2 separate regions of the Homo sapiens genome follow, and region 2 is linked to region 1. A link is a loop called in an ENCODE intact Hi-C map of the cell type or tissue named here. Cell type or tissue: GM12878. All regions are shown on one strand. Each heading gives the region's core, and the rest is flanking DNA. Links, peaks and the distances in the headings are about the cores only.

Region 1 (16,142 bases), core at 4,173-9,172:
TGAGGTCAGGAGATAGAGACCATCCTGGCCAACACAGTGAAACCCCGTCTCTACTAAAAATACAAAAAATTAGCAGGGCGTGGTGGCAGGTGCCTGTAGTCCCAGCTACTTGGGAGGCTGAGGCAGAAGAATGGTGTGAACCCTGCAGACGGAGCTTGCAGTGAGCCTAGATCACGCCACTGCACTCCAGCCTGGGCGACAAAGCGAGACTCCATCTCAAAAAAAAAAATATATATATATATATATAAATATGATATATATTATATTTTGTATATAGCATCCATATACAAAGAACAGACTGGTAAGAAAAAGGATCAATCAGAGAATAAGAAAGAGTTGATGAGCATTTAAAACACAATTGCAAAAGCAAATCAGCCAAAAGGTGAAACCAAAAAGTTGAGCAAGTCACACAGAGCAGCACAAGATAGTGAGACAGAGAAAGAGATGTAAAATATAAAAGAAGATTCAAGGGCATAGAAGGCAATCCAAGAAATAATAGATAAAATATTTTATGTTTGTGTATAATTACTTTTATATTAAAATAATATAATACAAAACCACTCACCAGATCAAAGAATAGTTTAGAACTGTGTTTTTGTTTGTTTGGATGGTTTGGGTTTTTTTTTAAACAAGGAATAAAAGAAAGTTTTCCTTTGCTTTGAATTGTAAATCTCCCAGGATAGAAGCCTGAGGATCTCTCTGATTTATATTAAAATGTCAAAAGAGGAATCAGGAAAGAAAACAGCATTCTACTTTTTCCATTGATTCTGTGCCTGCTCTTAACCTTCAAATTAGTAAGAAATATTTCAACTGATTTCTCGGAAAGTCATTCCCTCTGTAATAGGAGGAAGGAAGAGAGCTGTTGAGGACAAACCCAGCAACCTGTGCAGGAATTTCATTTGCTGTTAAGAAACAAGGATTTATCGGTGTAGGTCAAAGCCTGAGGCATTTCATGGTAGATATATTTAATCAGAAATGTTCTCACTAATGTTCCAGGTGCCCATTTAACTCTATGCATGGTCACCTTACCATCTCAGTCTCAAACCACTATTATCCAGAAAGGATGATTTAGGTACCTGTATGGGAAAAAAAAATTCTGAGGGTCTGAAAGGAGTATTTTACAAAATACCATGGGTCATGGAGTTAGTGCCAGGAGCAGGGTGAGATGGAAAAATTCAGGAAGTCAAGCTGGAGAGAGAGCTGGGGAAGTCAACTCTTTCAGAGTTAGGCCCAAGTGGGCTATGCTTTTCCTTGGTCTCATTCAGGAAAAGACAAATGTCGCTGGAGGTCATATCATTTCTGGGACAGGCCTAGATGTGTAAATTGGCCTGAGACCCTTCAGAGTTGTTTGTGTGGTCACTGTAAACCATGGGGAGCGCCCATGGTTAAATATCATGGCATTTGTTAAATATTAGATTTCAGAAGTTGTGCCACACAGGAGGTCTTTAGTTCTCCAGTTCTCACAATCCCCCAGGAAGCAAAGTATATAATGTTCATTAACACAACTCCTTCACATTTGTCTTTTGATAAAATTTGAATAAACAGTTGTTAAGAAAGTCTCTTATCACCTATGGATCAATTGTTGTATGATTTGTATTGACGCCCTAGGCTTTAGTGTATAAATACAAATTACAATAAATTAATAAGTAGCATCACTTTTCCACATAAGGGTGTCCTAGATTATGTTGCCTCAGATTACTAGTATTTTATGCTTTGCCTTACATTAATAATTATTATGAGTTTTTAACCACCATAAATGTATCTGGCTGGGTATTACAATGATAATATTTATTATTTTAAATGAAAAAATCATAGTTGAAATAGCTTTTGGTTTTAAGCCAACAAACCTAAAACATTATTCTAACCCTGTAGTATAATTACATGATTATTAATCAATATGATACTATACAGAAAATAATGGCAATGTTAGAACACGTCCTGAGTATGTAAAGATGAAAAACATGCAGAATAGTATGAGATAGGCTGAGTTGAGAAAAAAAAATTGTTATTCTAAACACTGTTTAATTAAAAGAAATTTATAGCAGATTAGCTTTGCCATTACTTTCAGTAATTTTCAAAAACACAACAAAACTACATTATTGCTTGGTGGTTTCTATTATCTTACCTTCATATGTATTAATTTGTTAATTACACTTTACATAAATCAGTGGAAAACAGCTTAATTTATCTAACGATGACAGAATTTCTAAGCCTAATAAGAATCACTCTAGGTTTATTTAATTCTCTGTGGTCTGAAAAGTAATGTCACCAATAGACTAATACAGGGAATATATTCTTTATTTAACTACACAGTGTCCAAGAAAGAAATTTTCTTTCTCTAGAAAGACGTTTTCTGATACATAACCTCTAATTCTTAGTCACTGCAAAGAATGACATTTATATGGGAGAAAAATATCTAAAGTGGATATTTTTCTTGTATCTAAATTAAGATGTGCCAATGTCATATTTAAACTTGCTTAATAATTATCAAGTGCATATTTTTATCACAAGAAAATTTTATATCATCTAAAAAATATATTTATATTGCATCTACATGAACAAATGATTTCTGGGGATAATTTTCACCTGAGGTGAAAGTCTAGATTCATTCTGAAGCCTGTGGGTGTTGTCGTGAGTCAAATAGTGTTACCCCAAAATACGTGTCCACCCACAACCTCAGAATGTGACCTTACCAGGAAATACAGTCTTTGCCGATATAATTAGATAAGTTACCATGAAGTCATGCTAGTTTGGTTGAGCCCTAAATCCAATGACTGGAGTCCTAATATTGAAAAATAAATGAAGATTGAGTGTTTATCTTTTCTACTAAAATGTAAGCTTCCCAATAACAGATAAGAAGCCTGAGTCATCTCTGATCTGTTGTGGATATTTGGTTTGGGTTGGTTATTCTTCTTGATCTCTGTTTTTTATTTTGTTTTGTTTTTCACTACATAACACCCATTTCCTCTTTTTCCAATTAAGCATTCCTCTTTCTTTTTGAGGAATTACCAATATCCCAAAAGGTAAAGTCTTGGAGGGAACATCACTAAAGTTTTCTTATCTCTACTCTCCAAGGAGTGGGCATGAGATCTAAGTGAAGCTAGTTGGATTTAAAAGGATTCGGGACACTGTACCCCAAAATAAGGTACCTTGGGATTTGAGAAAACAACTGAAACAGGAAGGTTCTCTCACATTCCCTTCCCTTTTCTTCACTGAAGCAGGTCGTAAAACCTAGGAAAGTCCAGCTCTTCTCCCTTGAAGCAGGTCATAAAACCCTAATTCAAAAGGTGTCTTTCCTTTATGTACCTGGAGGAAAGGAACATATTTACCTTTGAATATACAAGGACACAGCGAAGAGTCTGAACAAACGGGCCTTGCTAAGTTTTTCCCAGTTATTACCATTAGATCATACCTGCTTTGTCAATTCATACTTCTCCATGACTATCCACTTCTTCATCAAACCTATCATTAAAGGCCGGGTGCGGTGGCTCATGCCTGTAATCCCAGCACTTTGGGAGGCTGAGGCAGGTGGATCACTTGAGGTCAGGAGCTTGAGACTAGCCTGATCGACATGGTGAAACCCCATCTCTACTAAAAATACAAAAATTAACTGGGCATGGTGGCATGCGCCTGTAATCCTAGCTACTTGGGAGGCTGAGGCAGGAGAATTGCTTGAACCCAGGAGGCAGAGGTTGCAGTGAGCAAAGATCGTGCCACTTCATTTGAGACTCTGTCTCAAAAAAAAAAAAAAAAGCCTATTGTTAAAAATATACAGGTTTACTTGTTTCTTTCTTTCTTTACTTCTCTCTTTTTAGAGATAGGGTCTCACTCTGTTGCCCAGGCTAGAGTGCAGTGGTGTAATCATAGCTCACTGCAGCCTTGAACTACTGGGCTCAAGCGATCCTCCGCCTCAGCTTCCTGAGTAGCTAGAACTACAGGCATGCACCACCATGCCTGGCTGATTTTTAAATTTTTGTGTCACTATATTGCCCAGGCTGGTCTTGAACTCCAGGCCTCAAGCAATCCCTCACCTCAGCCTCCCAACACCTGTTTCTTTGGGACTTAATTGCCAAAGTTTCCTGTGTCGCATAAAACTTATATTAAATAAATGTGTATGCTTTTCTCTTCTTTTTTTTCATGAGTCTCAGCCATGAACCTAAGACAGGAAGGAAAGATTTTTCTTTTCCTCTACAGATTCTGTATCTCAAAACTGAACCTTCAGCAGAATGACTTAAGTACAGGAAAAAGAGGTTAGAGGCAATTCATATAAATATTGGTGCCCTGAGTTTTTACTGTCTGAATGTTCAGAGATTTCCTAATTTCTTCCCTTTCCAAATCTCCTTTTTTAACTGACATTTCATTATTGTGTAAGCTACCTCAGAGACTTCACATAAATTCATTCTTGCACCCAAATAATAGCTGACATCTCCAAAAAAATCTAGCAAAAAATTTGCTCTGTGTAGAGTAGTTGCTCAATGGCGGTCGGTATTCAACGAATCTGCTCTGATTAGTTTGAACATAAAGGAGTGTGGAGAACTCACAGAATCTTTGGGAGGGTTGGAGAAACATGCCAAAATTCTTGCATCAGGTGATGCAGAGCTGGCCTCGTAAGGAAGCTGCCACCACTGTGGTCAAATGGTAAATATCAGAAACTTATCTTCATTGCAGTTTCTACTCTCTCAGCCCCAGTGCAACTTCTGGTTGATTGCTTCAACCTGGCCACTCCTAGACAGCCTCTGCTGCTACTGCTCTCCAAGTCTTGCCCACCACGAATAGCAAAATAGAAGCTCCAGGTCTCCGGCAGCACCCACTTTACCTGTTTGTGTTCTCACAGCAAATGAAGCTGGGAATTTTGAAGATTAATCTCATACTGAAAAGGGGCAGAAGTTTCTCATATCATGGAAATTACCCTAACATCTAGGAAAGCTACTTTAAAAATGATGTGCTAAAAGGGGGGTCACCTTGCATATAACTGATGTTCACCACAGTAAATTTTAATAAGTGGATTAATAAAGAAAAATAAAAAACAATGAGTGTGGTAAAGAGAGTAATGCCCCTACTTATTTATCCCACCTGGTATCCACTTTCCTTTCCGTGTAACTTCCTAGCTTCTCTCACTACAAGGCAGATCATATGTTCATCTCATAGATTTGGGATGTAGCTGTGTGCTATCGTTTGAACGATGAGTACCCCCTCACACCCACAAAAATTTTCATATGAAACTTAATCCCCAATGCAACAGTATTCAGAGGTGTGTCCTCTGGGAGATGATCAAGTCATGAGGGATCCTCTCTCACAAATGGGATTAGCACTTTTATAAAAGTTCCTGAGGTTGAAGGAAATTCCCCCCTACTCTTCTGTCCCTTCTGTCATGTGAGGGCACAGCTCTCCTTTTCTCTGGAGGATACAGCAACAAGGTGCTATCTTGGAAGTAGAGACAGGGCCCTCACCAGACACCAAACCTTCTGGTGCCTTGATCTTGGACTTACCAGTCTCCAGAACTGTGAAAAATAAATTTTTGTTGTTTATAAATTACCTGATCTGTGGTATTTTGTTACAGTAGCACAAACAAACTAAGGCCCCATGTGACTTGCTTTGTCAAGAAGTGTTAGTAGATGTGACCCAGGCAGAGGCATGAGAAGCACAGGTGTGACTGGGCATGAGCTCTGGCACCTTTGCCATCACCATGAGAGCAGACAAGAGCAATCCAAGAGGAGGAGGAGGAGGGATGCACAGGCAGTCCAGTCAAGACTGCAATGCCGTCCAGGTGAGCTTGCCCGGATCAGTCATCTTTCAGCTGACCCCTGTGCACACTGAATAAATATTTGTGACTGTATGACACTGAGGGAGATTGGTGTTTTTACTGTTTAAAAATTATTACACAGCAATAGCTAAGAGACACAGGGAAGAAAAAGATAAAAATTCTCACTCAGTACCCTCAAAATTTGCTACCAAGGCAGACTGAAAGAGTGAAGTACAGGGTAAGCAACGGCTCGTATGTTGCCTGGAAGGCAACGTCCAGGGGCTCCTTTTTAAATTGAGAGCCAATTCTTGATGCCATTCATGCTTCACAGATGATGCACCTCTCTTTAAAAAAAAAATAGATGAAAACATTCTGTAGGGAGATATTCAAAACGTGACTTATTATATTCTACTTCCTCTTTTTAATTATTTTTTGGCTTGGCCACCATCCTATGTTTAATCATACCACAAAACAGAGAGACTCATGGATATATGATTAAAAACCAGGAAAAGAATAATTCAATTCTACCTTATTGTTCAATAAAACATGGTGACTTAATTCTAGTATTTTTAAACTAATGTTATGACTCACTGAGCTGTGACAGATTATGTCATCTGACAATGTACAAGGACATTGTTTCTCCAACATAATTTTATCAAGTGGTATTAGACTAGGGTCTAATTAGGAAGATTTTGAAGTTTTAAATCTAGTCATTAGCACCAGTCTCCATTTTGTTTGTAGGAGATCCTTTTCTTCTGCCCACTGGACCATGTCCAAGTATAAAAGATGACTAGCCATGGCCTTTAGGCTATATTCCTTCTCCATCATCTTTTAACTTCACTTGGAATTAGAAAATAACCATTTACAGGTCTCAAAGTCACTTGTGACTGCTCATCAATGTTAAAAGGCTGATCACTGATTGTGACACAGCCTTTACAGAAAGAAAATCTTTCTATCCCCTCTTTGATCTTTTGAGATTTAATTAAGTTCAGGTACAAAGTGTGGTAGTGTCTGTAGAAGCCTTCTTAATTACTTATCAATCAATATTTCTACAAGAGCCTTATCAGACTTTATAGAAGATATAGAAAATGAATAGTTAGATCAGAACATAAGGAGAATTAAATTGCCAATGAAGCAAGAACATTTGATATGTCAAAGGTCAATTTATGACTAGGAGGCAACTTGAAAGCACAGATCACTAGTCCTGAGGGTTCAGAGAAGGGAGGAAGCATGGAGAATTTGGGTGACCTGAGACTTCCTGGAAGGGTAGAACTAGCACTGGACCTTGAAGGTTGGGTGGGATTTAAGAAGGTAAGGAGTGGGCAAAATACAAGGTAGTGGAGAAACGATTATGCTTACTTCACAAAAAAACTGATGACAACTTGAAAAGCTTTAAGAAACTTATTTGGATTAAGACCAGTTGCATTGGTAATTCAATACAATCTATACTTAACAGAATTTCAAATGTTTATTATTCCAGTCTTTTAATACTATCCTTATTGGTTTGCTAGGGTTTCCAAAACAAAATATTACCACAGATTAGATGGCTTAAACAATAAACATTTATTTTCTGACAGTTCTGTAGGCTGGAATTCCAAGTTTAAAGTGCTGGCAAGGTAGATTTCCTCTGAAGCCCTTCTCCATTGCTTGCAAATGAATCTCCCCTTGTTACCTCTTCACATGGTTGTGCCTCTGTGCATGAGTGCCCCTGGTATCTTCCATGTGTCCAAGTTTCCTCTTCTATTTTAAAAAATTATACATAATATTTATGTATTTATGGGGGTACATGTGATATTTCATTGCATGCATAGAAAGTGTGATGATCAAGTCAAGATATTTGGGGTATCCATCACCTTGAATATTTGTCATTTCTATGTGTTGGGAATATTTCAAGTTCTCTCTTCTAGCTACTTTGAAATACACAGTATGTTATTGCTAATTATAATCACCCTAGTCAGCTATCAAATATCAGAATCTATACCTTCTATCTACTGTATGTTTGTGCCCATTGACTGCACTCTCTTCACCCCCTACTCCCCTGATACCTTCCCAGCCGATTGTATCAGTCATTCTACTCTCCCCCTCCATGAGATCAACATTTTTTTAGCTCCCCTTTATGAGTGAGAACATGTAAAATTTGTCTTTCTGTGTCTGCCTTATTTCATTTAATATAATTACTTCTAGTTCCATCATGTTTATGCCAATGACAGGATTTATTTATTTTTGGCTAATTATTATTTTGTAGTGTGTATATACCACATTTTCTTTATCCATTTGTCTGTTGATAGACACTTAGGTTGATTCCATATCTTTGCTATTGTGAAAGAGGGCTGCAATAAACATGTGAATGCAGATATCCCTTTGACGTACTGATTGCTTATTCCTTAGGATAAATATCAAGTAGTAGGATTGCTGGATTGTATAGCACTTGTATTTTTAATTTTGAGAAATTTCCATACTGTTTTCTATAGTGACTGTACTAATTTACATTCCCACCAGCGATGTATAAGTGTTCCCTTTTCTATGCATTCTTGCCAGCATGTTATTTTTTGCCTTTTTAATAATAGCCATTCTAACTAGGGTAAGATGATAGCTCATTGGGGGTTTTGATTTGCATTTCCCTGATGATTAGTGATGTTGAGCATTTTTTTCATGTACCTGTTGTCCATTTATATGTCTTCTTTTGAGAACCGTCTATTCATGTCCTTTGCCCACCTTTTTTTTTCTTTTGAGATAAGATCTCACTCTGTCACTGGAGCTGGAGTGCAGTGGTACAATCGTAGCTCACTGTACCCTTGAACTTAAGCTAATACTCCTGCCTCAGTCTCTCAAAGTACTGGGATGACAGGCGTGAGCCACCGTGCGCCATCTTTTGACAGTTTTTAAAGGGATTCTTATTATTTTTAATTGAGTTGTTTGAATTCCTTATATATTTTGGATATTAGTCCTTTGTCAAATGCATAGTTTGCAAATATTTTCTCCCATTCAACAGCTTCTCTCTTCACTCTGTTGCTTTCTTTGCTGTATAAAAGCCTTTTAGTTTAATATAGTCCTATTTGTCTACTTTTGCTTTTGTTGCCTGTGCTTTTGCATTCTCTTAGCCACAGCATCTTTGCCTAGGCCACCATCCTGAAATGTTTCCGTCTAGTTTTTTTTTGTTGTTGTTTTTTTGTTTTTTTGAGACAGAGTCTCGCTCTATCACTCAGGCTGGAGTGCAGTAGCGCAATCTTGGCTCACTGCCTCCCTGTTCAAGCGATTCTCCTGCCTCAGCCTCCCGAGTAGCTGGGACTACAGGCGTGTGCCACCATGCCCGGCTAATTTTTTGTATTTTTAGAAGAGATGGGGTTTCACCGTGTTAGCTGGGATGGTTTCAATCTCCTGACCATGTGATCCGCCTGCCTCGGTGTCCCAAAGTGCTGGGATTATAGGCGTGAACCAACACGCCCGGCCCTTCTAGTAGTTTTATAGTTTCCTGTCTTGTGTTTAATTCTTTAATCCATCTTGAGTTGATTTTGGTATATGGTGAGAGATAGGGTGTCTGGTTTTATTATTCTGCATATGGTGATCCAATCTTCCCAGCACCATTTAGCGAAGACAGTGTCTTTCCCCCAGTGTATGTTCTTGTTGGCTTTGTCTAAGATCAGTTGACTGTATATGCGTGGCTTTATTTCTGGGTTCTCTATACTGTTCCATTGGTCTATATGTCTATCTTTATACAAATACTATGCTGTTTTGGCTACTATAGTCTAATATGAAGTCAGATAGTGTGATGCCTCCAGGTTTGTTCTTTTGATTAGAATTGTTTTGTCTATTTGGGCTCTTTTTGGTTCCATATGAATTTTAGGATTTCTTTTCTGATTCTGTGAAAATGATGTTGGTATTTTGATAAGAATTGCATTGAATCTGTAGATTGCTTTGGGCAGTTTGGTTATTTTAATGACATTAATTTTTCTGATCTATGAGTATGAAATGTCTTTCCATTTATTTGTGTCCTCTTCAATTTCTTTCATGAGCGTTTTGTAGTTTTCCTTGTAGAGATTTTTCACCTCCTCTGTTAAATTTATTATTAAGCAATTTTTTTGTAGCTATTGCAAATGGGATTGCCTTCTTGATTTCTTTCTCAGATAGTTCATTCTTGCTGTATAGAAATGCTACTGATTTTTATATGTTTAATTTGTTTCCTGACACTTAACTGAATTTTTTAAAATCAAATCAAAGAGAGTTGTGGTGGAGTCTTTAGGTTTTCCTAGATATAAGATGATATCATCAGCAAAGAGGAACAATTTGATTTCCTCTTTTCCAATTTGGATGCCTTTTATTTCTTATCTTGCTTGATCGCTCTGGCTGAGACTTCTAGTACTATGTTGAATAGGAGTGGTAAAAGTGGGCTTCTTTGTCTGTTCCAGTTCTTAGAGGAAAGGCTTCCAGCTTTCCCCTACTGAGTGTAATGTTAGGTGTAGATTTTTCATATGTGACTTTTTTTGTTTTGTTTTTTTTTTTTTTTTGGTGGAGGGAAGGGGTTTTGCCACTATATTTATTTATTTATATATTTTTAAAATTTATTTTATTATATTTTTTGAGACAGGGTCTCACTCTCTCAGTCAGGCTGGAGTGCAATGGCACAATCTTGGCTCACTGAAACCTCTGCCTCCTGGGCTCAAATGATGCTCCCATCTCAGCCTCTTGAGTAGCTGGGACTCGAGGCACACACCACCATGACAGGCTATTTTTTTTTTTTTTTTTTGCATTTTTGGTAGAGACAGTGTTTCACCATGTTGTCCAGGCTGGTCTTGAACTCCTGAGCTCAAGCAATCTGCCCACCTTTGCCTCCCAAAGTGCTGGGTTTACAAGCATGAGCCACCACACTCAGCCATTTATTTTTATTTAAAAAAAAAAAACACCTTTTATTTTAAGTTCAGGTTTGTTATATAGGTAAACTTGTGTTACAAGGGTGTGGTGTACAGATTATTTCATCACCCAGGTACTAAGCCTAGTACCCAATAGTTATTTTTTTCTGCTCCTCTTCCTTCTCCCAGACACCACCCTCTGGTAGGCCCCAGTGTCTGTTCATTCTTTGTGTCCCTGTGTTCTCATCATTTAGCTCCCATCATAAGTGAGAACATGTGGTGTTTGGTTTTCTGTTCCTGCATTAGTTTGCTAAGGATAATGGCCTCTAGCTCCCATCCATGTTCCTGCAAAGAACATGATTTCGTTCTTTTTTAATGGTTGCATAGTATTCCATGGTATATATGTACCCCATTTTCTTTTCTTTTTTTTTTTTTTCCTTTTCTTAGAAGGAGTCTTGTTCTGTCACCCAGGCTGGATGCAGTGGTGCAGTCTCAGCTCACTGCAACCTCTGCCTCCCAGGTTCAAGCGATTCTACTGCCTCAGCCTCCCAAGTAGCTGGGACTGCAGGTGTCCGCCACCATGCCTGGCTAATTTTTGTATTTTTAGTAGAGACAGGGTTTCTCTATATTGGCAGGCTTATCTCGAACTGCTGACCCCGTAAGCCACCTACCTTGGCCTCCCAAAATGTTGGGATTACAGGCGTGAGCCACCGCATGCAGCCCATTTTCTTTATAAAGTCTTCCTCTGATGGTCATTTAGTTTGATCCCATGTCTTTGCTATTGTGAGTAGTGCTGCAATGATCATACACATGCATGTATCTCTATAATAGGACAATTTATATTCCTTTGGGTATACCCAGTAATGGGATTGCTGGATTGAATGGTAGTTAGGATTTTAGCTCTTTGAGGCATTGACACACTGCTTTCCACAATCATTGAACTAATTTACACTCCCACCAACAATGTGTAAACATTCCTTTTTCTCTGCAACCTCACCACCAACTGGTTTTTTTTTTTTTTTGACTTTTTTATCATAGCCATTCTGACTGGTATGCTCTTTAGTTTTATTCAATTTTGCTCTGAGAAGATATTTGATATAATTTTATCTTTAATAATTTTTTGAAATTTGTTTGGTGTATCAACAAATGGTCTGTCCTGGAGAATGTTCCATGTGCTAATGAGAAGAATGAATATTTTGTAGCTATTGGATGAAATGTTCTGTAAATGTCTGTTATGTCATTTGGTCTAATGTGTAATTTAGATCTAATGTTTCTTTGTTAATTTTCTGTCTAGATACTCTGTGTAATGCAGAGTGGGATGTTGAAATCCTCTGCTATTATTGTATTGGAGTGCATTTCTCCCTTTAGATCTCATAATATTTGCTTCATGTATCTGGGTGCTCCAGTTGGGTGCCTATATGTTTAGAATATACTCTTGCTGAATTGATCCCTTTATCACTATATAATGAGCTTCTTTATCTCTTGTTATTTTTTTTGACTTAAAGTCTGTTTTATTTGACATAAGTATAGTTACTCCTGCTCTCTTTTCATTTCCATTTGCATGGAATATTTTTTTTTCATCCCTTTACTATTAGTTTATATATGTCCTTATAAGTAAGATTAGTTCTGGTAGGCTGTATATAGTTGGGTCAGGTTTTTTTTTTTTTTTTTTTTTAACCATTCAGCCAGTCTATGTCTTTTAAGTGGAAAGTTTAATTTGTTTATATTCAAGTTATTATTGAGATGTGAAGGCTTATTCCTGTCATTTTATTAATTGATTTCTACCTGTTTTAATCTTTCTTTCTTTCTCTCTCTCTCTCTTTCCCCACTCCTTCTTCCTTTCTCTCTCTCTCCCTCCCTCCTTCTTCCTTCCTCTTTTTTTTTTGTTAGGCAGGGTCAGCCTGGAGTGCAGTGGTGTGATTTCATCTCACTGTAGTCTCAACCTCCCAGGCCCAAGTAATCTTTCTAACTCAGCCTCTTAAGTAACTGGGACCACAGGCATGTACCACCACCATGCCCAACTAATTTTTGTATTTTTTTGGAAAGATGGAGGTTTGTCACATTGCCAAGGCTGATCTTAAACTCCTGAGCTCAAGTGATCCACCCACCTTAGCCTCTTGAACTGCTGAGATTACAGGCTTAAGCTACCATGCCTGGTCTCTTCCTTTCTTTCTTTCTTTTTATCATCGTGGTTTGGTGATTTTATGCAGTAGTAACATTTGCATCTTTTCTCTTCCTTGTTTATGTGTTTGCTCAACCAGGGGGTTTTTTTTTTTAATATTTATGTGTTTTCATGATGTTAAATATGTTCTTTCAGTTCTTTCATTTTCAGGTGTAGGACTCCCTTAAGCATTTCTTGTAGGGCTGCTCTAGTGGTGATAAATCCTCTCAGCTTTCATTTATCTGGGAAAGCATTTATGTCATTTTCATTTATCAAGGTTAGTGTGGCTAGGTATAGTATTCTTGGCTGACAGGCTTTATTTTTATTTTCTTTTAGCACTTTGAATATATTATCCCATTCTCTCCTGGCCTCTAAGGTTCCTGCTGAGAAACTCACTATTAATATGTTGGGGCAGATACTTTTCTCTTGCTATTTTTAGAATTCTCTCTGGTTTTGACTTTTGACAGTTTGATTATAATGTGCCCTGGAGAAGATCTTTTTTTTTTTTTTTTTACTGTATGTATTTAGGGATATCTGAGCCTCCTATATCTGGATGTCTAAATCTCTTCTTAGACGTGGGAAGTGTGCATCTGTTATTTTGTCAAATAGGTTTTCCAACACTATTGTTGTCTCTTTGCCTCTGGGACGCGAAAAATTTTATACTTTTATGGTGTCCCATACATTATGTAGACTTTGCTCATTCTTTTTATTTTTGTCTGACTGGGTTAATGCAAAAGACCTGTTTTCAAGTTCTTAGATTCATTTTTCTGCTTGATCTAGTCTATTGTTGAAGTTTTGAATGTATTTTTGTATTTCATTCAATGAACTCTTCAGTTCCAGAATTTCTTTTTAGCTCATTTTTATGATATCTATCTCTTTCATAAATTTCTAATTCATATCCTCAATTTTCCCCTGACTTCCTTGTGTTGTTTTTTAGTATTCTCTTGTATCTCATTGACCTTTTTTAATATCAATATTTTGAATTCCTCTTCTGGTATTTCATAAATGTTTTTTGGATTGCGATCTATTAATGGGGAATTATTGTGTTCCTTTGGAGGTGTCATATCTCCTTGGTTCTTCCTTTGTCCTTATAATAATATCTGCATATCTAGTGTAAAAGTTTTTTTTCTTTTTTGAATTTATGCTTCATAGGGGAGTGATATGGTTTGGCTGTGTCACACCCAAATCTCATCTTGAATTTCCATGTGTTTTGGGAGGGACCTGGTGGGAGGTAATTGAATCATGGGGGCAAGTCTTCCCTGTGCTGTTCTTGTGATAGTGAATAAGTCTTATGAGATCTGGTGGTTTTAAAAAGAGGAGTTCCCCTGAACAAGCTCTCTCCCTTTGCCCACTGTCATCCATGTAAGACGTGACTTGTTCTTTCTTGCCTTCTGCCATGATTGTGAGGCTTCCCCAGCCATATGGAACTGTAAGTCCAATAGCTCTTTTTTTTGTAAATTGCCCAGTCTTGGATATGTCTTCATCAGCAGTGTGAAAATGGACTAATAAACTCTACTAGTAAATTGGTACAAGTAGAGTGGTTCGCTGCTGAAAGGACACCTGAAAACATGGAAGCAACTCTGGAACTGGGTAACAAGCAGACTTTCGAACAGTTTGGAGGGCTCAGAAGAAGTCAGGAAAATGTGGGAAAGTTTGGAACTTCCTAGAGACTTGTTAAAAGGCTTTGACAAAAACACTGATAGTGACATGAACAATAAGGTGCAGGCTGAGGTGGTCTCAGATGGAAATGAGGAACTTGTTGGGAACTGGAGCAAAGGTGACTCTTGTTATGTTTTAGTAAAGAGGCTGGTGGCATTGTGCCCCTGTCCTAGAGACTTGTGGAACTTTGAACTTGAGAGAGACGATTTAGGGGATCTGTTAGAAGAAATTTCTAAGCAGCAAAGCATTCAAGGGGCTACTTGGGTGCTGTTAAAAGCATTCAGTTTTATAAGGATAGCAGAGCACACAAGTTCAGAAAATTTGCAGCCTGACAATGCAGTAGAAAAGAAAATCCCATTTTCTGAGGAGAAGTTCAAGCTGGCTACAGAAATTTACGTAAGAAACAGGAGCCAAATGTTAATCCCAAAGACAATGGGGAAAATGTCTCCAGGGCATGTCAGAGGTCTTCATGGCAGCTCCTCCCATCACAGGCCCAGAGACCTAGGAGGAAAAAGTTATTTCATGGGCTGGGTCCAGGGTCCCTGTGACTTGGTGCCTTGCATCCCAGCCACTCCAGCCATGGCTGAAAGGGGCCAAAGTAGAGCTTGGGCCATGGATTCAGAGGGTGCAAGCATCAAGCCTTGGCAGCTTCCACATGGTGTTGAGTCTGTGAGTGTACAGGAGTCAAGAATTGAGGTTTGCAAACCTCAGTGTAGATTTCAGAAGATGCGTGAAAATGCCTAGATATTCAGGCAGAAGTTTGCTGCAGGGGCAGAGCTCTCATGGAGAAATTCTGCTAGGGCAGTGCAGAAGGGAAATGTAGGGTCAGAGCTCCCACACAGAGTCCCTACTGGGGCACTGCCTAGTGGAACTGTGAGAGGAGGGTCATCATTTTCCAGACCCCAGAATGGTAGATCCACTGACAGATTTCACCGTGCACCTGGAAAAGACACAGGCACTCAATGCCAGCCTGTGAAGCAGCTGAGAGGGAGGCTCTATCCTGCAAAGCCACAGGAGTGGAGCTGCCCAAGTCCATGGAAACCTACCTCTTGCATCATTATGACCTGGATGTGAGACATGGAGTCAAAGGAGATCATTTTGTAGCTTTAAGATTTGACTTCCCCTCTAGATTTCAGACTTGCATGGGGCCTGTATTCCTGTTGTTTGGCCAATTTCTCCCATTTGGAATGGCTGTATTTACCCAATGCCTGTACCCCCACTGCATCTAGGAAGTAACTAACAGGCTCATAGGTGGATGGGGCTTGCCTTGTCTCAGATGAGACTTTGGACTCTGGACTTTTGAGTTAATGCTGAAATGAGTTAAGACTTTGGGGGACTGTTGGGAAGGCATGATTGGTTTTGGAATGTAAGGATGTGAGATTTGGGAGGGCCAGGGTTGGAATGATATAGTTTGGCTTTGTTCCCACCCAAATTTCATCTTAATTTTCCATGTGTTGTGGGAGGGACCTGGTGGGAGGTAATTGAATCATGGGGGCAAATCTTTCCCATGCTGTTCTTGTGATAGTGAAAAAATCTCACGAGATCTGATGGTTTTAAAAAGAGGAGTTCCCCTGCACAAGCTCTCTCTCCTTGCCTGGTGCCATCCATGTAAGATGTGACTTGCTCTTCCTTGCCTTCTGCCATGATTGTGAGGCTTCCCCAGCCATGTGAAACTGTGAATCCAAGTAAACTTCCTTTTTTTTTTTTTGTAAATTGCCCAGTCTTGGGTATA
Region 2 (16,142 bases), core at 5,473-10,472, 110 kb after region 1:
GGAAAGAGATTAGAAGCACAAGCAGTGAATAAAGCTGACACCACAGGCCTGCTGAGTTAGAAGTGGGCAGTGGCAGCCTGGAAGTACATGGATTGGCAGTCCATATGAGATGAGGTCTTAAGCCAGGCTTTCTGTTGGCTGAGGTGAGGCTCTTCTGCATTTGAAAGGAGCTCAAGAAAACTGTTGCCATTATCTTCCTGGGGCTTCACCTTACGGAATGTCACACATACAGGGTTGAAAGAGGAGGGGCCATGGGGTGAAACATTCCTATATGCTCATGTCTAGAAAATGAACTCAGTTGTTTCATAGCTTGGTGGCTGGATCTGTTATAGTTACTGCTTCTTAACAAGGAAATAGTCACAAATTTCCACTGTAAACCCAATTGTGAACTGAGGATGAGGTGAAGAAAGACTAGGAGAAATTACAAAATTCCTACTCTGGATAGGGTGAAGAAAGATGGAGAGAGAAAGAGAAAGAGAAGGAGAAAGAGAGAGAGAGAGAGAGAGAAAATCAAACTAAATCCAACCAATTTTTTTCCATTCAAATCAACCAAAATAAAATTACAAAACAGACAAAGAAAGCTACACTAAAAAAGAATAAAACAAACACAGCTGGGTGTAGTGGTTCACACCTGTAATCCCAGCACTTTGGGAGGCCGAGGTGGGCGGATCACCTGAGGTCAGGAGTTCAAGACCAGCCTGGCCAACATGGTGAAACCCTATCTCTACTAAAAATACAAAAAACTAGCTGGGGGTGGTGGCAGGCGCCTGTAATCCCAGCTACTGGGGAGACTGAAACAGGAGAATTGCTTGAACCTGGGAGGTGGAGGTTGCAGTGAGCCGAGATCGTGTCATTGCACTCCAGCCTGGGCAACAAGAGTGAAACTCCATCAAAAAAAAAAAAAAAAAAAAAAATTGAAGCACAAATTCACTTCATATAAAGAGAATATAATGAAAAATCTCAAAGTCTTTTTAAGTTGATTATATAGGCAGTGGCCAAAGAAACAAAAGAAGGTTTAATACTATATAAACAGTAGTAGAAGTTAAGAAAGGGAAACAAATAGAAATGAAACAGAAACAGATACTTATGAGAAAAATAAATCTTGGAAATAAAAAATACAACTATTGAAATAAAAAGTAAATGAATAAGGTAAACTGTAGGCTGGATACAATCAAGGGGGAATTGATAAATTGAAATGCATTAATAATAAATTCATGACCAAACAAGACAGAGAGAAAAATAACATGAAATCTCACTTCAGAGCCATGGAGAATAGAAAAAAAAGGTTTGATAGGCAATTCAGAGGAAAAGAATGAAAAGACCAACAGTTACATCATATTTGAAGCTAAATAGATAAAAAAATTTCAGATATGAAAAAAACTGAAACCTGAGATCAAAATTTCACTTCACATGTTAATCAGAAGAAGAAACAGGAAAAAACAAAACACATCTATACCTAGATATGTTGTGGTTAAACAACATAATGCCAAAAATAAAGAGAAAAACTTTAAGATGATAAAAAAAAACAGATGATTTACAAAATATAACAGTTAAACTGACAGCAACAATGGCAAAAATAGGACCAGAAATAGCAAAATAGTATTTTCAAGATAGTTGTTAATTAGAATTTTATACCCAACTCAACTATTATTTAAAACTGAGGGATAAATAAAATTATTTTGTGTCTGTAAATACTTTACGTCCACACACATTCTCCAAATCAGCTGCTAAAAATATACTCATAGGAAAAACATTACATACAAAAAACAACAATGAAGTGGATCGTAGATCTGACGTAAAATGCAAAACTGTAACAGTCCTAGAAATAACACAGGAGAAAATCCAGGTGACCTTGAGCTTTGTGATAACTTTCTAGATACAACACTAAAGGCATGGTCCATAAAAGAAATAATTGACAAGTTGGACATCATTACAATGAGAAACTTCTCCTTGGAAAAAGACTCTGTCAAGGGAATGAGAAGGCAAGCCACAAACTAAGAGAAAATCTTAGTAAAAGACATATCTAATAAAGGACTGTTATGCAAAATGTGAAAAGAATTCTTAAAGTTCAACATTAAGAAAATGAACAAACCAATAAAAGATGAGCAAAAGGTCTGAAAAGAAACCTCACCAAACAGAAATATAGATGACAAATAAGTATATGAAAAGATGCTCCATGTCATATGTCACTAGGGAAATGCAAATTAAGCACACATATTAGAATGGCCAAAATCCGAAATGCTGTGAACACTCATGCTAGAATATGGAGCAACAGGAGCTCCCCTTCATTGCTGGTGGGAATGCAAAATGGTACAGCCAATTTGTAGTACATTTTGATAGTTTGTTATGAAACTAAACATACTCTTACCCTAGGATCCAGCAATCATACTTCTTTGGAATTTACCCAAATAAATTGAAAACTTATGTCTGTATGGGAACTTGGACACAGATGTTTCAAGAAGCCTTATCATAATTGCCAAAACTCACAAGCAATCAAGATGTCCTCCCAAAGGTGAATGAATAAATAAAGTGTTACATCCAGAAAATAGGGTATTATTCAGCACTAAAAAGAAAAGAGTTACCAAACCATGGAAAAAAAAAGAAGGAAACTTCAATGCATATTACGAAGGGATTGAAGCCAATCGGAACAGTTACATACAGTATAGTTCCAGTTATATGACATTCCACTAAAGGCAAAACTATGGAGGCACTAAAAAGGATTAGTTGTTTTCAGGGTTTAGAGGAAGGAAAGGATAAATAGAGCACTGAGAATTTTTGGAGCAGTGAAACTGTTCTGTATGATACGATAATGTCATACATTTGTCAAAACTATAGCATGTATAACACCAAGGGTAAATCCTAATGTAAACTGTGAATTTTGGGTGATAATGATGTGTCAATTTAGGTTCATAGATTGTAACAAATATACCATTTTGCTGTGGAAAGTTGATAATGGGGGAGGCTGCATGTGTGGGGGCAGAACGTACACATGAACTCTATACTTTCTGCTCAACTTTACTATGCACATAAAATTGCTCTAAAAAATAAAGTCTATTACAAAAGTATAAACATTGCAAAAATAGGTAACAAAATTTAATTAACTTGTGGCTATTAAAATAATCACCAATTTTTGCATTAAAAATGATAAAAATAAATACAAATGTACACTGCAAAAACAAACAGAAAGTGTTTATTGCACTGTTAATGCAAGCTAAATTTCTTGTTATGTTCAGGAAGAGGACTGAAATTCTGAAGAACATTAAGAAGTTTTAGGAAAATTCAGAGTTAAGCATGTTTTAGTACTTAAACATTTTTGTTTAAATTTTATAGATATCTGCCTGAATGTGATACATTTCTTCTAAATCTGTACAGGGAAAAAGTGAAAAACTCTATCAATACAACAGAAAAGAAGAAAAGCAAAAGCAAAGAAAAATAATGATTGCTAGAAAACACAAAATAAATTGTTAAAAAAGTGCCAAATATATGGTATCATACTATACATAAATGTATTGAACTTATGTAATATAATACAGAGAATATCATATTAAATATAGAGACTATAGAGACTTGTTTAGAACAAAGTGAGAGAAAAGGGAGAGGGAAGAAAAAAGATATATTAGTCAAATACAAACTAAAAGGAAGCAAATATAACAATGTTAATATTTGACAAAATGGAATTTAAGACAAAAAGCATTTGTAGGGACACTACATCATAATAAAGAATCCATCCATCAAAAATATAATACTCATAAACCTCTATGCTTTTAACTACATAGTGTTACAAAAGTTGTAAATAAAAACTATTAAAATCACAAAGTTAAAATTAACATACACATAATCATAAAAGCTTATGTCAAATGTAAAATAAGCATATGTCAAAACCATAGAATGTATAACACTAAGAGTAAATCCTAATGTAAACTGTGAATTTTAGGTGATAATGATGGGTCAATGTAGGTTAATAGACTGTAACAAATGTACCACTTTTCTGTGGAAAGTTAATAATGGGGGAGGCTGCATGTGTGGGGGCAGTAAGTACACAGGAACTCTCTACTCCCTTTCTATATGCAGAACGTAGAAGATATAGCTAACAAAATTACAAACTTTAACTAATATATATAATTAGAAATCTGTACTAAACAAATAAATACGTTTTTCATAAAGAAGATGTCAACATATTTCAAAGGATTGATAATAGACAGACTTATGTTCTTAAATTAGAAAATCAGAGTGAAAGATATTAAAAATTTAAAAAGATTCACATATGTTGGGGAGCTTAAAAAAACTCCCCAATAATTTATAATGTAACTAACTTGAGTAGTTGAGAAAACATCATCAAAAACATCAAAATAAAATATAAAATTATAAAAATCATGCTCACAAGAATATCACTGTATTGCCATATTCCTCAAATTAATCTGTCATTTGTAATAAAATCCAATTAGCATTTTTAATGGAACTTGAAAATCTGATCCTAAAATTCACATGGAAGAAAAAAAGTACAAAGTAATTTTGAAGAAAACAAAAAGGGCAATTACCTTTTGAGGTATCATGATATTATACCTCTACAATAATTAAAAGAGGGTAGTATTGGCTCATCGATATTAAAACAGACCAGTGTCTATAGACAGATCAGAAATAGACCTAGAATATATATCACGTATGAAGGAAGTGACATTATATATAATTGTTGGTAAATGAGTTATTCAATAAAATATGATCAGATTCACGTTGGAAAAAAAGAGATTTCCTACCTTGTACCACAAAGTAAGTTTCCTCTATTGAAAAATTTACTGTGAAATTCTCAAGAGAAAATAAACTATATTATTGAAATTGGAGTAAGAAACACATTTCTTGTAACAGGGACACAAAATCATAAACCATATAGAAAATTATTGATAAAATCTATTCATTGATAAGTAAAATTTCTATATAACAAAAGACATGAAAAGCAAAGTTAAAATTCAAAACTGGAAAAAAGATATTTGAAGATAAAACTGGGAGATGTGTGTGTGTGTGTGTGTGTGTGTGTGTGTGTTTGTGTTGTGTGTATCTGAAAAAATGAATATCCACAATATTTAAAATATTTACATAATATAAAACAAAAGACAACTGAATGAAAAACAAACAGAAGTTAACCATTCTAAAGGTTATTACAGAAACACAAATTTAAAACAACTGTGAAATATAATTTCATACCCAACAGGTAGAAAACAATAGAAAATCTGACAATATTGAATGTTGTTCAAGATGAGGACTGAACTCTGACCTTTTTCTTCTGGTCCAAATTCCTGTCGAAGGGGCTGGGGAGTCACTTTGTACAAACCATAAAATTTCATCAGATAAGTTTTATTTAACCCTATATAACATGGCTTACTTTCCAACCTGACTCTGATGTAATATCACGTGACAGATAAAGAAGGTAATCAAAATATTTCACCCCCAAATACGTTTTTTGTCTTCTTTTAAAATGTCCTGCAAAACTGTTCTTGTTGGGAAAAATTGGTTCTGTAAAGAATCTCTGCTAACATAACTAGATCTCTCCCGCTTCTAGGCCCTCCCAATTCTGAAGAGATTAACTGGGAGTCTAGCCCCTTTTAGAGGAAGAATAGGAAATATTTGCCATCTGTTGTCTCTAATGGCTGCCACTGATAAGGCTTCATGTACATAATAAGAACCCTGGTCTGCACAATCCCTTATCTTGACCCAGACACTCATTTCTATTGATTCCAGGCCTTTAGATAATAACTTTCAAATAACTGCCAATTAGAAAATCTTTGAATCCATGTATGAACCTATGACCTATAAACTCCCTATCCTTTTGAGTTGTTCCACCTTTCTGAACCAATGCATGCCCCACATATTTTATTTGATGTCTTATGACTCTCTTAAATGTATAAAACCTGCCTGTAGCCTGATCACCTTGGGCACATGTTCCCAGGATATCCTGGGTGCTGTGTTACAGGTCATAGTCCTCACATTTGACTCAGAATAAATCCCTTCAAATATTTTACATAGTTCAACTCTTTTCATCAACAAAGATAAGGAGAAATAAAAATTCTCAAACCATTTTGGAGAGTAATTTGGCAATAGCTAGTAAATGTGAAGACACACATATCCTCTGATCCTACATTTCTGTATCTTGTGCTAGATTGTTGTCATTACATTTATTTTAATAGTGAAAATGTGGCAATAACCTAAGTATGTTTAACAGCATTAATATGTGAACCCCAAAGTATCTGAGACAGGTCTTAATCGATTTAGAAAGTTTATTTCGCCAAAGTTAAGGATGCACCCGAGACCTAGCCTCAGGAGGTCCTGATGACATCTGCCCAAGGTGGTTAGGGTACAGCTTGCTTTTGTACATTTTAGGGAGATATAATATATTAATCAATACATGTACAATGTACATTGGTTCAACCTGGAAGGGTGGGACAACTAGAATTGGGAGGGGCTTCCAGGTCATAGGTAGATTTAAAATGGTTTTGATTGGTAATTTGTTGAAAGAGTTATCATCAAGATAGGAATGTCTGGGTTATAATAAAGAGTTGTGGAGACCAAGGTTTTATCATGCAGATGAAGCCTACAAGTAGAAGGCTTTAGAGAAAATACATTGTACATGTTCCTTATCAAATTTAAGGTCTGTGTTGATATTAATGCTGGAGGTTATAATGAGGCTCGTCTGATCCCTCTTCCATCATAGCCTGAATTATTTTATCAGGTTAACTCTGGAATGCCCTTGGAAGAGAGGAGGGGTCCATTCAGATGGTTGAAGGAGAGGGGAGGGCTTAGAATTTTATTTTCGGTTTACAATATATTGTGGCGATTCATATGTGAAATAATATATAATGGTTAAATTTGTAAGTTAGAGCTACATATATGAAGTTGTTGATAAAATATTGAAAAATGTTCAGCAAACATGAAAATATATTGTAGAATGATGCATGTAGTAAGGTACCATTAATAAAGCTTTAAAACATGCAATATTGTAGACTTCATGGATTCATCCTTGAATAAAATTACAATGTTCACATAATTGCAAAAACAAAGGGAAATAGGATTGAATTGAGGCACATAGAAGGATTCACGTGCAGCTGTAATGTTTTTTAAAAATATCTGAAGCAAATATGGCTAAATGTCAAGTTTTGGTAAACATAGGTGTGAATAAAGAGAGTTTATTATCTTATGTGCCATATATTTCACATTTGAATAAAGAAAAGAGATTATTTCTACTTTTTCAGATGTAGTTATTAGCCCATGTTCATGACTCTTCTTTAATGCTTGTAGGTTTTCCCCTCTTTCATTTCCAGATTAAGAATCTGACTTATATCTAAACCCAGTGTAAGACCTGAAGAAGCACATGTGGTAAACCTGTTTCAATGCAGAAAGCACGTAGGGCAAATGATAGCATAACTACTTATCACATAATGTTGGAAATTTATAGTGCCAAATCCTAGGACAAAGAGTTTATGAAAGGAAAGGAAAAAAGTGCATGAGAGAAAATAATAAAACAAAGGAGCCAACTCTTTATCAATGTAATAATAAAGGCACAGCCTTTCCACACATTTGCCGTTTCCCCTCAAAGGACACGTTGCTCAGATCATAATTTCATAAGCTGTTTCAGATATTCAAATTCACTTTCAAGAAGGCCTACATACACAGACGAGTTTTTGCAGTTGTTTTATTTGTAATTAACAGTAAACTCCAAAGTTGTAAGTTAGTCATAACATAGCTTCCTACATGGAGTTTCAGGTTTTGCCTATGTAAGTCAGAAATACCCAGATGAGAACACTAAGTTCTGTTATAGTCCAACTTACTGATTCATCTCTTTTCTTTGGTGATTTGCAAACTGGGATTATGAAACTTTTCTTTCTTTCTTTCTTTCTTTCTTTCTTTCTTTCTTTCTTTCTTTCTTTCTTTCCTTCTTTCTTTCTTTCTCTCTTTCTTTTTCTTTTGACAGGATGTCACTCTGGACTGCAGTGGCAGGAGCACAGCTCATTGCAGCTTTGACTTTCCTGGCTCAAGTAATCCTTCTGCCTCAGTATCCTGAGTAGCTGGGGCCACAGGCATGCACCACCATACCCAGCTAATTTTTATTTTTAGTATAGATGAGGTTTCACTATGTTGCTCAGGCTGGTCTTGAACTCTTGGGCTCAAGCCATCCTCCTGCCTCAACCTCCCAAAATGTTAGGATTATAGGTGTGAGCCACATTGCCTGGGCTCTCTGGCTTATTTTTAATCCAAACCAGTCATTTTATGATTCACAATTTGTGAGAAGGTGAAAATAATAACTTCAGATGCATATGTTAGGTCAGTGCTTCTCAAATTTTAGGCTGCAACCCATTAGTGGTTTGGGACAAATTAGTAGTTGTGAAAGAAATTAGTGGATTGCAACCAGAATTTCTAAAAATAAAAAAAAGAAAAGAAAAAAATAGAGAATATCCAAATGCATAGCACATTATAAGGATACATAATGGTATTATTCCAGATACATATATAGCTGAAATACAATGTAAAATATATTCCTTACTGTGGCCCACAATCAAATTTTAAAAGTCAATGTAGTGGGGGGATTAACTGGATCTAGTTGGGACATCAGACTCTCTTTCAAACTGATAAAATAAAGAGCATACCCTCAGATCAAAGAGTTGTTATTCTTTGAAAATACTAAAATTGTCATTGACTCATGAGAAATCTCAATAGGGAACTGGCGGAGATTTTTTATCTGTTAGAATTTCTACCTCCTCTCCTATTGCCAAAAAGAAACTGTCCTCAAATGGCTGTCCTAATTGCTGACAGTGTTATAATCTTTTTCAGAAGCTTAAATTGTTATTATTTTTTCCTTCTCAATTTTAGTATGTTGAATGGAGAAAAATTGGTCAAGTCAGTTATTTGTATAATATGAGGAAAAGAACACTCAAATGGGTTTTTAGTTTTTTTTATTAATTATTTTGATTTCTTGGACACCTCGTTTAAATGTTTACCATAACCACCAAAATAATAATCTAAAATATTCATAATAAATAACACTTTTGACTACTTATGTACCAAGAGCTTTATTATTTCCCATTCTAGCTAGATCGCTAAGTATCATTCCAGGAAGGCATTCAAAATATGATTCCCAGCCCTCTCCCTGTACCCTATGATCCAGATCCATGTCTGGTATGGGGCCCAAAAACTTATTATTTAGAAAGCATGCTAGGTGATTGTCATTCTCAGACAAGTTTGTGGGAAAACTACCTTGTATCTTTTTACCCTCACAAAAAAGCTCTTGGAAGTAGATTTTATTATCCTCATTTTACAGGTGAGGAAAACGGAACCTTGCATAGATTAGGCAATCTGCCTCAAGTTACCCAGAGAGAAAATGTTGAAGCAGGAATCTACATGCAAGAATCTCATAGAGACTCCAACTCTCACCACAGACTGCAACCAGGTAAGTAGTTTGGCCACGTTTGGGCAATTTGCACTGTTCAATGATTATGCAAGTCCCCTTTCCCAGTCTAACTTTCCTAAAACCCCAAGCCCTGCCCCCTGGACAAGAATGCTGTGTCCCCATCAGTCTCTCTTCCTTCTCTTTTCCTCAGCTCTTCTTGTGATGTAAGAGCTTGTTATGAAGCAGAGGATTCCATCTACTCCTTAAAAAGTAGGATGACCCCTTTAAAGTCCTCAAAATGGTGTTGCTGCAGGTAATCTTTTTGCAATCTGGAGGGTTGCCTGTAACTATGGTTTCAGAAATACATCATCTTTCAGAGAAAGCAACCTCCCTACAGTGCGGCTTTACAGCTGTGAACAGCAGCTATGCTTTGACTGTTAAACTTTCTTAGATATTATTGATAGCCAGTGCTTCTCAAGGCATTAATAAAACCTGGAGACAAGAAGGAAACACTGAGGGTAAGTGACCATCTTTGTTATCATTATTGAAGAATTGTTGCCATAAAACATACAACATGTGAAATGCAAGGTTTCAAATCTGTATAGTGTTTAGTATATTCACAATGTTGTGCAAACTTAACCTCTATCTAGTTCTAAAACATTTTCATCAACTCCACAGGAGACTCTCTGCTTATTAAGCAGTTGTTCCCTGTCCTCCCAGTCCCTGGCAATTCTAATGGGTTTGCCTATTCTGAATATTTCATATGAATGGAATCATATAATATGTGAACTTCTGTGTCTGGCTTCTTCACTTAGCATGTTTTCAAGTTTCATACACATCGTAGTATATTTCAGAACTTCATTCCTTCTAATGGCTGAATACTCTTTCATTGTGTGGTTAAGCTACAATTTGTTTAACCATACCCATTCATCTGTTGATGGAAATTTGGGTTGTTTCCAACTTTTGGCTATTGTGAATAGTGCTGCTGTGAACATTTGTGTGCAAATATTTGTTTGAATACCTGTTTTTAATTCTTTTGGATATATACTTAACAGTGGAATTGCTGGGTCAAATGGAAATTCTGTAATTAACTTCTTAAGGAATCACTAAACTGTTTTCTATAGCCACTGCTCCATTTTACATTCATACAAGCAGTGTATGAGGGGTTCCAATTTCTCCACATTTTTGCTAACATAACATTTGTCTTCCCTTCTTTTTTATTTTCTCTTTCTCCCTCCCTCTCTCTTTCCTTCCTTTCTCTCTCCCTCCCTCTCTCCCTCCTGATTCCAGCTTTTCTAGTGGGTTTGAAAGAGTATCTCATTGTGCTTTGGTTCACATTTCCCTAATGGCTAATAATGTACATGTTTTCATGTACTTGTTGGCCATTTGTATATATTTTCTTTGAAGAAATGTTACTTCAAGTCTGCAGTGTAACTCTTGGATCCTCTTTTCACACTGAGGCCTCTCTTGCCTTGTCTTCCCCACATGCAGTAAAGATGGTGATGATGATAGCTGCCAAAAGCCAGGCACAAGGCTAAATACTTTAGATGCATTATCTCGTTTAATTCTTTCGTGTTTATCTCCATTTTAAAGATAAGGAAACTGAGGCACAGAGAGGTTAAGTTGAACGTGGGTCATTAAAAATCAAGAGGTGGAGACTGATTTCAAAGCCTGTTCTTTCTGATTTGAAAAGTTCCATGCTCTTAACCTCTGCCTAAGGGGTCTGTAGACTAACTTGTATTGCATACATGGACCAGAAAATTGTGTTTTTACTGTATACCATCTTATACATTTTTAATAATAAGTTTAAGTGGCTGAGAAGGATGTAATTTTCTACATATTATAAATATTATAATTTAAAAATGTAACTGTTAGATTATGCTTTTAAATGTTTCCAAGGGAATCTAAATGCCATGGTGATATGTTACCCAGAACCATTAATTTAAAAAAACTCATGAACAATCCCTTCTTTTTTTTGCTCAAAATTGTACATTTATTATACTACTACCCTAGAATATTATCATAATATAACATTTTTCATGCTTGAAAGTCTTTTATTGATCATCCTCTCATACTTTCTGTATCAAAAATGTGAATATAAATTAAAATTGAACTTTAAATAATTTATTTCAACTATAAAGCTCTGAGGGTTAAACATTCCTTTTGATTGAGTTGTTATTATATTATTAGTAATAGTCAATTGATAAAATAAAAAAATTACAGAGTTTGATAAATTATCACTAACTCTAACAAGTAGATTTGTATTGGAAATGTACCTTTTTAGTAGAATGGATGGAGTGTTATGCTACCTTGATTAAAGGGACTCTATGCATAACAATTTTTCAACTTGTCCCTTGCTTGACAGCCTAGATCATTATTGCAATAGAGAAATGCAACATAGCAAATTTGTGATAGGTAAAAGGAATGCCTTTCTTTTTTTTTTTTTTTTGATAACTTGGAGGAGTTAATTTTTTAAAAGTTAGTAGGAAAGGAAATGTTGCTAGTGTGCAGCCTTCACCACACACAGAAATGTTCTTAAACAGGTCAAGTTTAGAATAGATTACATCGAGAAATAATGGATCTGGACATTGATTCTCTTAGGAGGATTCATACCTCTGACTCTTTGGAGGAGCCTTCTGTATTCCCAGGGTTTTGCATACCCCAGTTGGAAGATCACTACCTTGTACTATTCTAGTAAGTGAGTGGCCAAGACTCTAGCCCCTTCCCACCAGTGTACTCCATAAAAAAAAAATGGCCACTTAAAAGTATGCCTACAGCCTGCTAAGTATTTTGCGTATGTGATATTGTTTAATTATTGGAACAACTCTGCAAGGTAGGATTATGCTCACTATACAGAAAAAGTAATTTGTTTGGATCACAGAAATTATAAGCGGTTGAGCAAAATTTTGAATTTATTCTGTTTCTTCTCTTTTCCTCCCTTCTTTATTGGGCTTGTATCAATTAGAAGCAATGCAACTCAGTCCGGGCGCGGTGGCTCACGCCTATAATCCCAGCACTTTGGGAGGCCGAGGCGGGCGGATCATGAGGTCAGCAGATCCAGACCATCCTGGCTAACACGGTGAAACCCCGTCTCTACTAAAAATACAAAAAAAATGAGCCGGGTGTGGCGGTGGGCTCTTCTAGTCCCAGCTACTCCGGAGGCTGAGGCAGGAGAATGGCGTGACTCTGGAAGGCGGAGCTTGCAGTGAGCCAAGATCGCGCCACTGCACTCCAGCCTGGGCGACAGAGTGAGACTCTGTCTCAAAAAAAAAAAAAAAAAAAAAAAAAAAAGAAGCAATGCAATTCAATCCAATTAATTCTTCTCTGAATTTGTCTTCCTTTTCCAAACTTTTACAATATTATTACTTTGCATTTTTTTTAACTCTAAGGATAACAAAGAGCTCAACTTACACCTATTTATAATTAGTAGACTATGAGGAGGACAATTTTTTGAGTAGAGAAGATTTCTCATATCCACCTTTTACCTCCTTGAACAATAGCAGAACAAGGGTGGACAAAGTTGCACCCAGTTTTAAGAGTTCAGAACTGGGAACCCCGAGCTCAGATCTTTCTGTTGTAAGGTTGTTACTCAGATTTTACAGAGAGGAGATAGTTGTCTATGGTTAGGGCTATAGCATAGTTTCATTTCTCACACTATCAAGAAATCCGATTTTAAAAAATATAAGACTATATAATTTATTCATGGGTTATAAGGTAATGTTAGGTTTAGCCATTATTCTATAAATAGAGCAATAAAAGCACAGACCAACACCTTTCACTTACCCTGCAAGTAAGTTCATGGCCAGATTTATCTGGTGTACTGAGCAGAAAGCCATTTTCTATCACATAATGAAAATATTTGGAAAACCACTAGAGCAATGAGAGTTATAGAACTCCTAAAACTGTAATTGTCTTATTCCATTATTAGAGTGGAAAGTATTTGGAAATGTTTTAGTTTCCAAGTAAATGGCATAGTATCATTATCATTTTCAGATTACTAATTGATTGTCCTACCTCTTTTCTTTGAAGAGTAGGGCATGATGACAAAAAAAAAAAGGTTAAAACAAGAGGAAAGTCAAACATAAAAAGAAGTTTTTAAGGGAATATTTTGCTTTCAGTATTAGTATTTTTTTAGGTTACATGATCATAAATGAAACGTGTTTAAATTACATAGAATGACAAAATCTTTATAGTAGAAAGATACTTGAATGTTTCCCTTCAAAAAAATCTTAGATGATTTTTTTAAAAGAAACAAGCAGAGAATGAGCCCCTCTGCCTGGTAAAAACAAAACCCAAATTGAAAAAACTTTAGAGGAAACTTTCGAGTTTTTTAAAGGTTCATTTTTTCAGACATTTCTGGCATTTCTTCCTTCTCTCTTCTGTTTTTTGCCTCTTAGGTAATTTCACTGCTTGTTAGAAGCTTTATTACAAAGCAGATAGACTTAAAACAATGAGAATATGAAACCAACTGTCCTACTATTCAGCATATTCTAGGAACAGGATCAAGGGAAAGGTAGAGAATGAGGTCAATGGGTTTGAGTAGATTTTCATATCTGAATTATCTGGATGCTGTTTTTCCAGATAATACAAATTTAATTATGGCTCACTAAATATTCAACAATAAGTATGGAAAAGCTCAGGAAAAAGATTGAGGCATATTCATGAGGCAAGAAAACTCAGTTGAACACACAAAAAGAGAATAAAAATAGCTCAGCATTAGCTTTTATTCAGGAAAAATCCACTTCGTAGATTGAAAGAAGGATAAACATTGGCAGACAAATTGGTCCATCTTAGGAGCAGTTTTACAAGATAAATGAATGCTTGTTTCTTTTAATCCAAGAACTATGGTGCAACCTGACAAATCCTAGGCACAGTGTATCAAACAGCCACAACAGGTTCCTTGGAGAGCTCACAAATGACATTTCTTCACATGCAACTTGATAAGTATAATTCCCAATTTCCAACTTTTCCTGTATTGCTTCATATCTAATCTAATTCTTTTTTCAAGAATTGTTCTATGCCTCTTAATATATTGTTGGGAATTTGCTTTTAGGCTCTTGGGTAACAGGGGGAAAATGAATTGCAATCTAGTGGAATCTTGACAATATAACCATTACATTGTGCATGCCACAGCCAACAAGGAAAGTAAAGATGAAGAGAGCAGCATTTGATTCTGGTAAATTGTTCCCTTCACAATTTTGCTTTTGTAAAATAAATACAGTACATGAAATAGCAGTCTAAGGATAATCTGCTAGTTGTTTTATTCAATGAAAAGCAGAAGTAAATCATTCAATTTTGGAAGAGCTTGACATTACTGTGAGCATCATTTGCAAGAAGAGGCAATTATTGTTATTTTTCAAACAATTATTTGATACATTTAATAAATTATACTTACCAGACAACACTTATAAAATGTAGCCCTGTCATTAGGCAAAATACACAACTCTTATGGTTAGGAAATGACTGCTTTCTCCTTTCTAAATTCGGAACAATTACTGATAAAAAATTAATTTTAGCTTTTGAAATGATGACTTGTTATGGTTGTCAAGCCTTAATTATGTGCATATTACCTAGAAAGATGTGTAGGTACAGTTCAACAAAAAAGGAAGTAATCTTGACATGAACGCACAGCCCAGTGAATATTACAAAATAGCTCGCTATTTGCCCTATGAAGCTACAAACTCTGTATAGGCCTCCTGAAGCCCATTTTCTTTCCAATATACCTTCTCCTAGCCTTCTAGGAGACATTTTACTTGGTCTTTTCATGTTGTCTGCCCTTAGCTTTACGTCCTAAGTATCCAGAAAGGCATATAGCAAGGTCTTGCATCATTCTCTCAGCTCCGTATTGGAAGTGTTGCAGTAGATTGTACTTATTCTTTGCAGGAGAAGGTTTAAGTCTTACCAATTATTAAAAGGAAACAATTCTGAAACATTTAGAGAGTTTTCTTGCTAAAATTGACCAAATCTCAGAGCACAACCTCTGAGTTCACACATAAGTCTGTCTCTTTACTGATTTAATCACATGTAGTAAGGTCAAAGAAAGAAAATGGGAGAAGAAAGAAAATCTCATCTTGCCACATTACCCATACACAACATAATATTTTGAGTATTTATTTAACAGCACATTTGCAAACTTAACTGCTACTTTAAAATACCTTTTAAAATTTCACACATATGTAAGAAGAGAACCTACAAAGAGTATATAAAGTAATAAAAGTTCAAGATGAATGTGGAGCTAAAAATAGTGCCATTTGAGTTAAAGTGTATTGATGAAGCAAAAGTCTATTCAAAAAGTATGATTAACTCAAAGATCTCCTGTTACAATATATTCCTGTTCCAGTAATAATAAATAGTGTAAGGGCCAACGGGAAAGTTCCCCTTTGGTCTCTGAAAGTTCACTGAAAAAGGAACTCATAAAAAGCAGATTCACTAAAGAAAAGGCATACAAATTCATGTAACATGTACACATGGGAGTCATTAGAATGAAGACCCAAAGATAAAGGGAAACTTGTTCATTTTTATGCTTAGATTCAACAAAGTATGAGCAGCCAGGTAAAAGTATGATTGGACAAAACAGTTATGATCTAATGCTAATAGACTGAGTAGGGAAACGAGGCAGAGCCTGTCTGTCTGGATTCTTCCTGGGCTCTCTGAGCATGTATTCCTTCCTTCTGGGTGTAGGGTAGGGTCTTCTCTGGAATGAGGGTCTTGTGAACTACAGTTAAACAAAGTAGATCTCATAATTTTTTTTTTTTTTTTTTGAGACGGA

The links. A loop is a pair of places that touch in the nucleus more often than their neighbours do. Peaks named below come from ENCODE experiments on the same cell type or tissue, not always from the same donor. Only the 100,000 strongest peaks of a DNase experiment are listed, where the experiment ranks them.
Region 2: a loop joins it to region 1, with 4 times the contacts of the local background. A loop is called at or near these places in 1 of 110 quality-filtered maps.

What each region holds. Positions count from the first base shown.
Region 1 is chr7:114,716,403-114,732,544 of GRCh38, forward strand. No RefSeq gene overlaps it. Among named protein-coding and RNA genes, the nearest start is that of MIR3666, 71 kb to the left of the region's middle. In GM12878, for the core only: no CTCF peak of the experiment used is centred there; no DNase peak of the experiment used is centred there.
Region 2 is chr7:114,825,743-114,841,884 of GRCh38, forward strand. No RefSeq gene overlaps it. Among named protein-coding and RNA genes, the nearest start is that of MDFIC, 88 kb to the right of the region's middle. RefSeq lists an enhancer at 1-383. In GM12878, for the core only: no CTCF peak of the experiment used is centred there; DNase peaks (open chromatin) are centred at 7,379 and 7,669; H3K4me3 peaks cover 370 bases; H3K27ac peaks cover 2,025 bases.